Linked DNA regions of Homo sapiens: region 2 is linked to region 1. A link is a loop called in an ENCODE intact Hi-C map of the cell type or tissue named here. Cell type or tissue: PC-9. All regions are shown on one strand. Each heading gives the region's core, and the rest is flanking DNA. Links, peaks and the distances in the headings are about the cores only.

Region 1 (4,934 bases), core at 613-4,612:
CAGTTGCTTAAAAAACAATTTAGACATGTCAGTACTTTTACTGGGTCAGTACTATCATTACCATATAATGATATGTAATGTACAAAGGACAATTTTATGATCTCTTCTTTGAATTCCAGCCTTGTATATCCAACTGACTTCCCTGCATCTTCACTTGGATGCCTAATAACACCTCAATCATTGCAGCGTGCCAAGAACAGTCTTTCAGACCTGCTCTTTCTGCTGACTTCCCATCTTGGTAAATAGCAACTCTATCCTTTCAGTTCCCGAGGCCAGCCAAGAACCGTGGAGCATCTTGGGCATCTTTCTTTCTGTCAGTCCTCACATCCAGTCCATCAGCAGATTTTTTGGCTCCATCTTTAAAATAAATCCAGGATCTAACCATGCCCACCTGCTTCTCTGCTATCACCTTACACTAAAGCATTGTCTTTTGGGGAGGATTATTTCAATAGCCTTCTATATTTGGCACAGCAGCAAGAATGATTCTTTTCAAATGTAAGTCCAATCATGTCACTTTTTAAAAACTCTCCAGTTAGTTTTCATCTTATTCAGAGTAAAAGCCAGATTTCTGAAACTTCTCTACAAGGATTTACAGAGTGTACCCTTACCTTTCCGACCTCATCTTTCTTCTCTTCCCCTCAGACAGGGTGATCCAGCCACAGTAGCCTCTTTGTTTTCTGCCAGTATGCTCACCCCCTTCTCAGGGCCTTGGTACTTTTTGTTTCCTTTACTTAAAATGCTCCTCTAGGACAGCCACACACCTTGCTACCTCCTCTTTTAAAAGTACTGGCTCCAGTGCTATCTTCCCAGACTGCACCTTCCTTACATAAGATTGCAACTATAGTCACCAGCATTCCTCATCTCCCTCTCTTTGTTTTATTTCCCTCCATACCACTTAACACCATTCGGCATGCTAAATATTTTATTATTTATTTTCTTCCCCTCAACATCTAGAACAGTGATTGACACATAAAAACTACTCAATAAATATTTGTTTAATGAATAATAGATGAATGAGATGAATGGATGAATGAGTTTATATTTGAAGAAGAGATACAATTGGTTTTTAAAATGCTGTTTTACTATTTTGTTTTTATTAATCATTTTAAATTTGTTCTTATATGATAAGAATATATATTCCTTATGAGTATTTATTATAAAACAAATTATGTAACCATCCTGTTTAAGTCTCAATTTGGTACATTCAGTTGTAATGTGTAGTATAGGAGAGATAATATGCTGAGGAGAAAGGTGCTGGTGTGGTGTAGAATGGGTATGACCAGCTGGTGCAGTTAGCCTTGGTCTTGCTTTCCTTATCTTCACACTGAAAAGGAAGTACGGTTCCTAGATACCCTAGAATACTAGGTGACAGCTAATGTTCCTTCAAGCTAAGAAATTGTAGATGAACTATGAGTTCTGATTGAGGTTGTGATAAGGTGGAGAGGAACAGAGATATAACAGCACGGGGGAGGATAGGTTGTACCATGCCATATTCTTATTTTAGTCTACTTCCATGGAGCTTGAATAAGCTATTAATATCTGTAAAAATTAGTACAGATAATTGCTCATGTAATAGAAGTAGCTTGTTGAAACATCTTTATATTCCTGAGACACATTATGCTGAGTTATATATATATTTAAAAACAAATTCCTTTTTTACACTCTACTAAGATTTTATAATTTCTGCATCTGTGTTTGTTGGTGAAGTTAACCTGTGTGCTATACTTGTCCCACTAGCCTAAGTCTGGGGAATTTCTGCTCCCCTATCCCATTCTCCACCCCTTTTAAATAAATGCACTGGAATAGTTTGTGTAAATGGGAATTACCTGTTCTTTGAAGGGTTAGTAGAATTTTCCTGTTAAAACCTTTTGAAACTGGTTCCCAACTGGGGACTTAATCTTTGCCATCTTTACTTACCATTTCAACTTATGATTTGATTATTGCTCATTAGGTTCTTTTGTATCTCCTTAGATCAATTTTTATCATTTATATTTTCTTAAAAATTGTTCATTTAATTTAGCTTTTTAAATTCATGGGTTATAAGTTGTACACAAGATATTATTAAATCTTGGTCTTATCAAGGAACCAGCTTATGGTTTTACTGATCAACCAAATTTTTTTTTCTGTATTTTTCATACCATTAATTTCTAAGCATAAACTTTCCTTTTGTTTCTTGAATTGAAAGTTTAGTTTTTCTTATATTTTTTTTTCCAGAAAAGAGTTGAGAATAATGCGTATTGCCTACTAGGATTTGCCTCTCAAAAACTAGCTTCGTCATAAACCAACTTTGTCAAATATTAATATTACACAACATATACTACTTAATCTCTGCTTTAGAGAAATAGAATGCAACAGGTATTGTTAATGATTCATTTGTTTTTAGGTATTACTTTTTAGTAAGTGCATTTAAGTTTGGATATTTTCCTGTGAATAGTAGTTTGGCCAAATTCTACAGGTTTTGATTCATAAATGTCTTATGTTTAGTTTAGAGAAATTTAAATTTCACAAAAAAATAATTACTAGAAGGGGCTTTTTGTTTTAAGTAAAGCCACATGTAGTTTAAAATTCTGCAAATTTATTGTTACTGCACTTATTTTCCCTGTTGTATTATTCTGCAGTCCAAAAACAAAGGTTAATTCACATTTCACAAAATATTTTTCAGTAAGAAGCGGGGGGAATCTCTTGTAACACGCAAAGAAATGATGAGTTTGAGGCAGCGCTGTTCCTGCTGTGCTTTGTGTTGTACCGCCATCTAGTGTGTAGGGGGGGAAAAGGATATGTTTGATTTGTATTTTCTTTATCATCTGGTTATCTGAAGTTATCACTTGATGTGTTTCTTTTTATCCAATTTCATACAAAACATTAAGTTAAATTAACCTGAATGGTAGAGTTCAGGTTTTTGTATAAATAAGGAATAGGAAAAGTATGAATTTAATATCTGTGTCTCGAGCTTTCTATATGCAAGCTGCCTGCAAGGGACTTGAAAATGCTGTCATGGCTTTCTATCATTACATGCATTTCTGCCTTGATGCTGGGAAGGCGGAAAGAAGTAGTAAAGTTTGACCTGAGTGTAGGAATATTGAGGGGTAATAATGCAAACAATTTTAAAAGCCTGAAGTTTCATTTAAAAAGTAGTAATCAGAATTACAATAAAAATACAAGCCAATATTTATTGAATGTTTTGTCTGAGCCAGGCATTATATCAAATACTGTTTCCACATTGTCTCAATTACGCTCCACAACAATTTCAGGTACAGAAATTTAGGTAAAAAGAGTTTAAGAACTTACTCAAGTTCTTAAACCGTTTTGTGGACTGTATTTGAATCAAGGCGGCCTGACACTAGAGCCATTCTGCATGTTCTTTTGTATTGCTAGAAAAGAATAGACTGACTCAACTAATACTTTAACAAAAAGGAGTAAATGATGGTTCTAGAGTATCTCGCATCTTTAATGTAGTTGAAGGTTAAAAAGTATGATACATAATACTGCAGTGTAACCTTAAGTAATTTCCATTGTGATCTTAAGTAAATTCTTAATGTCTCTGGTCGTCAGTTTCCTCATTTGTAAAATAGAAACAAATATATCTATTCTAACTATATCATAAAGTATTATGGGAATTAAATGACATAATAATTGTGCAGTACATTTTAAAGGGCTTTAGAGAAAGGCAGAAGTTCTAGGGAAGCACTTAGGTAAAGTCAAATAATCATCTTTAAAATGTGGGAAGTCATACTTGTCCTGATGACCCAAGGACAGTGTTGTCAGGATTGAGGCAGTGGATACTGACTTCACCTGAGTACTTCCTATCAGTTAAGCCTTCATCATTAATAAAAATAAATTAATGAAAAGGTTATCTCTCCCCATTTTGTTAAGACACTTGCAGTTTGAAAAATTAACTTGTACATATTTTCAGTTTAAAAAAATCTTATACAGAAGTACTGTTACTACATGTGTAATCATTTGAAATAAAACCCATGCTAATTTTATTCTCACCCTGGCCACAAAGTTTAGTTTTCCTCAAAAGAAATAAAAATCTTAGCCTTACTTTTCTGCATGTTCTGCAGTATACTCCCTCTTATACAAGGAAATCATTGTCCTTTCAGGAGAGAATTTGAAATGAAATGTTCAGATAGTGAGTCATCAGTTCCACTGTCATCTAAGTACTGGATTTTCACTGTATCTCGTTTGAGATTATTCAGTCCAAGAATTAGATGTGTAAAAGTGGTTGGACTGTGAAAAAATATATCTATAGTGGAGTCAGCCATAATTTACAGGCAGTTTACTTATAGTATTGTTGAGTCTGAAACTGTGAAGAGTCTGAGATGTTTTCCTACTAGTAAGCTAACAAGTTGGCTTCCCACAACTACAGACACACTACACACATTCTCACTCTCTCTTTCTCTGTCTCTCTGTAGCCTCCCTTTCCCCCAGCAGAAACATCAAGTCTCTGGACCAGAAATTAAGCCCTTGTTTACTTGAAAAGTAACTTATGTTGGTTCCCTAGGCCCTGGTTCTCCATAAAGTGATATGGTGACAACCAGAGATATCCTGTGTTTACAAGTGGGATTTGGTACCACAAGAGAACTCTGCACTTATGAAACTTGAAGCTTATACAGGATAGCTGGCATTCCTGCCCATTCTCCTTTCTCGAGATGGAGAGAGAGAGAGACCTTTGCTCTGAAATGTAAACAAAATCTCTGGGAAAAAGAAGCAAGGATCTGTATTTCACAAACACTCTGGAATGTAAACATGGCTTGGGGGAGAGAGAAAACTTTTATCTCTAGAGGGCTCCATCTTTAGGGTTACTGGGTTAAGTTCAGTCCCTTAGCCCAGGTGCCAGTGCTCTTTGCTTAGAAAGCCCTGACCATGCTGAAATGTGAAAATATGTATGAAGCAGTTTCCTGACAAGTATATGTTCTTGAGTGAGCATCAGT
Region 2 (4,934 bases), core at 641-4,640, 250 kb before region 1:
AGAAATTTTACTATAGCTCAACTGAACTGAAGAGTAAGATCTGGGGTCCAGTAAAGAATAATATTCAAGTAGCCAAAAGAGGATTTTAGTTTTGACACAGACAGATTAGAAGTCGGTAGGATCAAGACTTTTTGGAGAATGAGCAGAAGGACCCTGCACTAAGAATGGGATAAAACCAAGGTGGTCAAATGGGGGTTCACAGGGGTAGATCTTCGTTAACTTCTTGTGGACAGAAATAGAATTTGTTTTTCCTTTGTAAGAACTAATGATGCAGAGTTTATGCTTTTATTTATGCAGTATAATTTTGGAAAAGTAAGTTTGACTTCCATGAATATGATGGCTTGGAGAACAGAAATGGAGCAGGGCATGAAGAGAGGAGAGGGTATGACATTGCAGAAAATATGCAGATTCTGGGGTTCCAAAGAACCTCAAAATTATTAACACAAATGAAAAAAAGTGCCCAGTCTTGAATTCAGCTTTGGAATATACACACCCCACATACTTGTAGGTTAACAAGTAGTTTACTGTCCTGATGACAAACTAAGAAGTCATTTACAAGGTAATATTTTGGAGTGCAAAGACCCACATAAAAGAGACTGAATTAGTCACAAGCTGTTTGTGGGAATGTAAATTGGTATGATATTTCTGGAGGGCAGTTTGGCATTATATCTCAAACACAAAATCGATCCAGCAGTCCCAACCTAGGAATTGAAACCAAAGCTGTGGTTCTCAAATATGATTGTACACATAATTTCCTAGGAGTGCTTGTTTAAAAACTGCCCATTCCTAGATTTCCTCCCTCCAGAAATGTGTAGGTGTGACAGTTGACATTTTAAAACCAGCAGTCCTATTGATTTAGCTGCTGTTTAACAAACAGGTTGCCAAAGAGATAAAAATGATAAAAGTGGGACAGGCTGTAAGAAGAAAAAAATGTTAGTTGTAAGAATTCTTAAAATTTAAGGAAATTAGGAAATCTGTCATTTTACCTCTCTGAGCCTCAGTTTCCTTGTCTTTGAGATAAAAGTACATACCCAATAGTGTTATTGTAACACTAAAGATATATATAAATGGTTTAGACAATGACTGACACGTAAAGATCAATATATGTTAACTATTATTACTGCAATGCTGAGTGAAAAAGTCATTGATATAATAGAATGTGCAATACAATTCCAGCTTCAAAACATTGTTTATATACACATGTATATAGGTGCATATAGAGATGTCTAAAAGCATGTTCAAATACTAACAGTGATAATTTATTTTTAAAATGTATTATTATTATTAGAGATAGGTGTCTTGCTATGTTGACCAGGCTGGTCTTGAACTCCTGGCCTCAAGCAATTCTCCTGTCTTGGCCTCTCAAAATGCTGGAATTACAGGTGTGAGCCACTGCACTCAGCCCAGTGATAATTTATTCTATGTAGTTTTGAATATTGTTTACATAGTTTTACAATTGACATTTATCTTTTTTCCTACAAATTATATTTAAGTTCAAAAATATTATAATATTTTACATTCAAAAATAAAAAGCGAACTTCAATATCTTACATTTGCATAACATTTCCCATTTACAGAAAATTTTCAAATGCAGTACTTCATGTGAACTTTATACAGCCCTATATATGAAAAAAGACAAGTCTTACTATCCCTATTTTACGAAAGAGGAAACTGAGGAAAAGTGGTTTACTTGAGGTTACCCCACACAGCCACATCTACACTTGCAGAGCCAAGTCTCAAACCCGAGTTTTTTGAGTCCAAGTTTCCCATACCCTCTATGGGACAATGTTTTTTCACTGATCTCAGTTATATTTTTCAAAAGAAATGAAATTCCAGTTTTATGAGTTTCTATTTTTCGCTCATCCACCCCCTCATAAAAAATGCTAAGCATTTGATAAAACCGAGGTAAACTGAATATTAAGAGGGCTGACATAAAAACATATTAAAGTCAGGAAATATCACAGTTAGGTCTGGTAGGAAAACTTAACCATCTCATGTGTCATGAGCTTTGGTTACTAGGTAATCCTCTAAATATAGACAGTCCCAATCACTTGTTAAAAATTAACAGCAATTTCACGAGCAGGGAAAGTGAGTTGATAATTATGTGGAACATGGACTGTCCATTGGATTGCTCTGAGTTCTCGAAAGTTTTTCACCTCCTAGCAATCAAGCCCCGGCGTCTCACGGAGCCTTCCCAGCCAAGCCGCTTTGGCTCTGGACCACGTCTGCAATCAGAAAGGATCCTAAGGTACCCGCCACTTCTCAGGGTTGCAGCGTGGCCGCTACTGCCCTCTACCGGACAGCAGGGACGCATGGCGTGTGTGCTGTGGAATCCGGTCTCCCTCTATCGGCACGAAGCAGGTACATTATCAAAGACAGGCTCTCCAGAGGTGCTGCGTCGGCGCTAGTGACTGTCCCAGAACATTGTCTTGGGAAGGCCACCTGGGGGGCTCCTTGACCTCAGCACTGTCAGAAGTGTCACCTGTTGCTATTCTTCCCTAAAACAGATCAAGGGACTCTCTAGACTGGACAGGGAAGCCTCTTTGCCCGTCCTACACTCTAGGGTTAGTTCTGATCATTCTCACCATCAAGGACTTGAATTCTCCACCGAAAATCGTTGTACATGACTTAGCTCTACTTCTGATTAATAAGGGTATTGAACAAGGAGGATTTGAAAGCAGCACATAATACCGGTAGCAACTCTGTAGCATACAACTCTAAGATCTAGGACTGTGCCCTGATGTCACCATTTAAGAGCAAAGTCAGCTCCAGTATAAACAAGCTTTGTGGACCTCAACCGTGAGTAAAAGCTCCGCTTCTCTGAGTTGGTCTCAGGGATCTAATTAGTTTATGGTGGTAGATCTTGAATATGATCAACACTATGTTCATATATTGCATTTACATTAACTCCAGTATACATTTGCCTGCTCTAGATCATGCTTAAATATTTCTGGCTTTTATGGATTAGGTGCACTTACAGTTCCCTGAATTTATAGATGACACCTGGTCTCTTTTAACTTAGGATGTAAACCTTCTTGAGTAAAGGGAGTGGAGGGTCTGGCTGAAAAAGGAAAATGTAAAAGGTAAAATCTTAATAAGAGGATGAATATAAAAGAAGAGAAATAGAAATAATTCAATTTTTCCTGCCATTGATTTTTCTGTCCTGACTCTATGAATTACAAATACAAAGTCATTTGTAGTGACTTTGCTATTTTCCTATAAAAATATATTTCCTTATTTCCCCCCTGCCTGCAATAGAACACACAGAGCCAGTCAGTCTTGCCAGGTATGGAAAACAAGTTTATACATAACTAGAAACCTTTCTTCCCCCTAAAAAATCAAAACAAAACTCCACTTCATGGGACAGGCTGAAACTACCACAAAACTATGGGGAATGATTAAGAAGTTGGCTGAGGTGCTTTCTAATGACTGTTTAGTCAATCAGATAGCTGAGTTTGGGAACAGGATGTTGTTATATTTCTGGATATTTAAATACCACCTTCTTGAATGGCAACATTTTGTTCTTTGTATTACATTGCATTGTTTTCCTTGTAGCAACGTGTTGTAAATCTGTAGTGGAGATAAGTGTATAGAAATTGAATATAGAGATAATTCATCTAGCATATATTTATTGAGCATCTACTTTGTCCCAGGAACTGTGTTGGTCCAAGAAATGTGGTGGTGAACAGCACACACTCCCTTTCCTCACAGTAACAGACCTGTAGTGGAGATAGATGAGTCAACAGGTGCCTACACCCATAGTTAGGAACTGGGAGATTTAAGAGCACGAAGGAGGGGCACTTAGCCCAGTCCGAAAAGAAATAAGGGAAGGATTTCAGAAAGAATTGTTATATAAGGTGAGATCTGAAGGAAGAATATGAGTTAGGAAGGGGTAGAGAAATTCGAGGCAGACAAGAAAAACATCCAAAGCATAGAGGCAAGTGAAAGTGTCTCATGAAGCACCTGCAGTACTTGAGTGTGGCTGAAGTGCAGGTTTGAAGAGGAAAGTGTCCTGAGAAAATGAGAAAGAAGGGCCAGATCATAAAGCATCTTTTATGCTATGTTACTGATTTATATTTTATTCTGAAAACAATAAGAAGTGCTAAATGATTTATGGTAGGAAGGTGACATAATCAGATGTGCTTCTGAAAGTCCGGGCCATAATGTTATAGAGTGTGGATTCAAGGAGAGCAAAATAGAGAGGAGGGAAACCGGTTAAGAAGTTACTGTAGGCCGGGCATGATGGCTCACACCTGTAATCCCAGCACTTTGGGAGGCCAAGGTGGGTGGATCACCTGAGGTCAGGAGTTCGTGACCAGACTGGCCAACATGGTGAAACCCTGTCTTTACTAAAAATACAAAAATTAGCTGTGCGTGGTGGCAGGTGCCTGTAATCCCAGCTATTTGGGAGGCTGAGGCAGGAGAATCGCTTGAACCCGGGAGGCAGAGGTTGCAGTGAGCTGAGAGCATGCTGTTGCACTCCAGCCTGGGCAACAAGAGCGAAACTCCATCTCAAAAAAAAAAAAAAAAGTTACTGTATTTCTATGTTAATCCAAGGGAGAGGTAATTGACTTCTGAAGCCATAGGATGAAGAAAAAGGAGAGACCGAAATGATTTCAAGGAACTAGAATCCATGAAACCCAATAATTATTTTGAGGTAAGAAAATAAAGAAGTCTAAGTCAAGAATGACCCTATTTAATACCCAGAACATAAAAGCTCCTACAACTTAATAAAAAAAATGACTCAATTAAAAAACTGGGCAAATGACTTGAATAGAAATTTCTCCAAAGAATATATATATAAATGGCCATAAGCACATGAAGAGATGCTTAACATCATTGGTCATTAGGGGAATGCAAATCAAAGCCACGATGAGACATCACTTCACCCCTACTAGGATAGCTATAATTAAAGGAGACAGAAAATAGCAAGT

What was found. Peaks named below come from ENCODE experiments on the same cell type or tissue, not always from the same donor. Only the 100,000 strongest peaks of a DNase experiment are listed, where the experiment ranks them.
Region 2: a loop joins it to region 1, with 10 times the contacts of the local background. A loop is called at or near these places in 10 of 110 quality-filtered maps.

Annotation. Positions count from the first base shown.
Region 1 is chr11:129,115,602-129,120,535 of GRCh38, reverse strand. The region is part of intron 5 of ARHGAP32 (Rho GTPase activating protein 32); the gene reads left to right. Among named protein-coding and RNA genes, the nearest start is that of ARHGAP32, 74 kb to the left of the region's middle. In PC-9, for the core only: a CTCF peak has its summit at 2,750 (motif pointing left); DNase peaks (open chromatin) are centred at 2,735 and 4,125; H3K27ac peaks cover 917 bases.
Region 2 is chr11:129,361,692-129,366,625 of GRCh38, reverse strand. No RefSeq gene overlaps it. Among named protein-coding and RNA genes, the nearest start is that of BARX2, 12 kb to the left of the region's middle. In PC-9, for the core only: CTCF peaks have their summits at 2,111 and 2,316 (motif pointing left); a DNase peak (open chromatin) is centred at 2,295.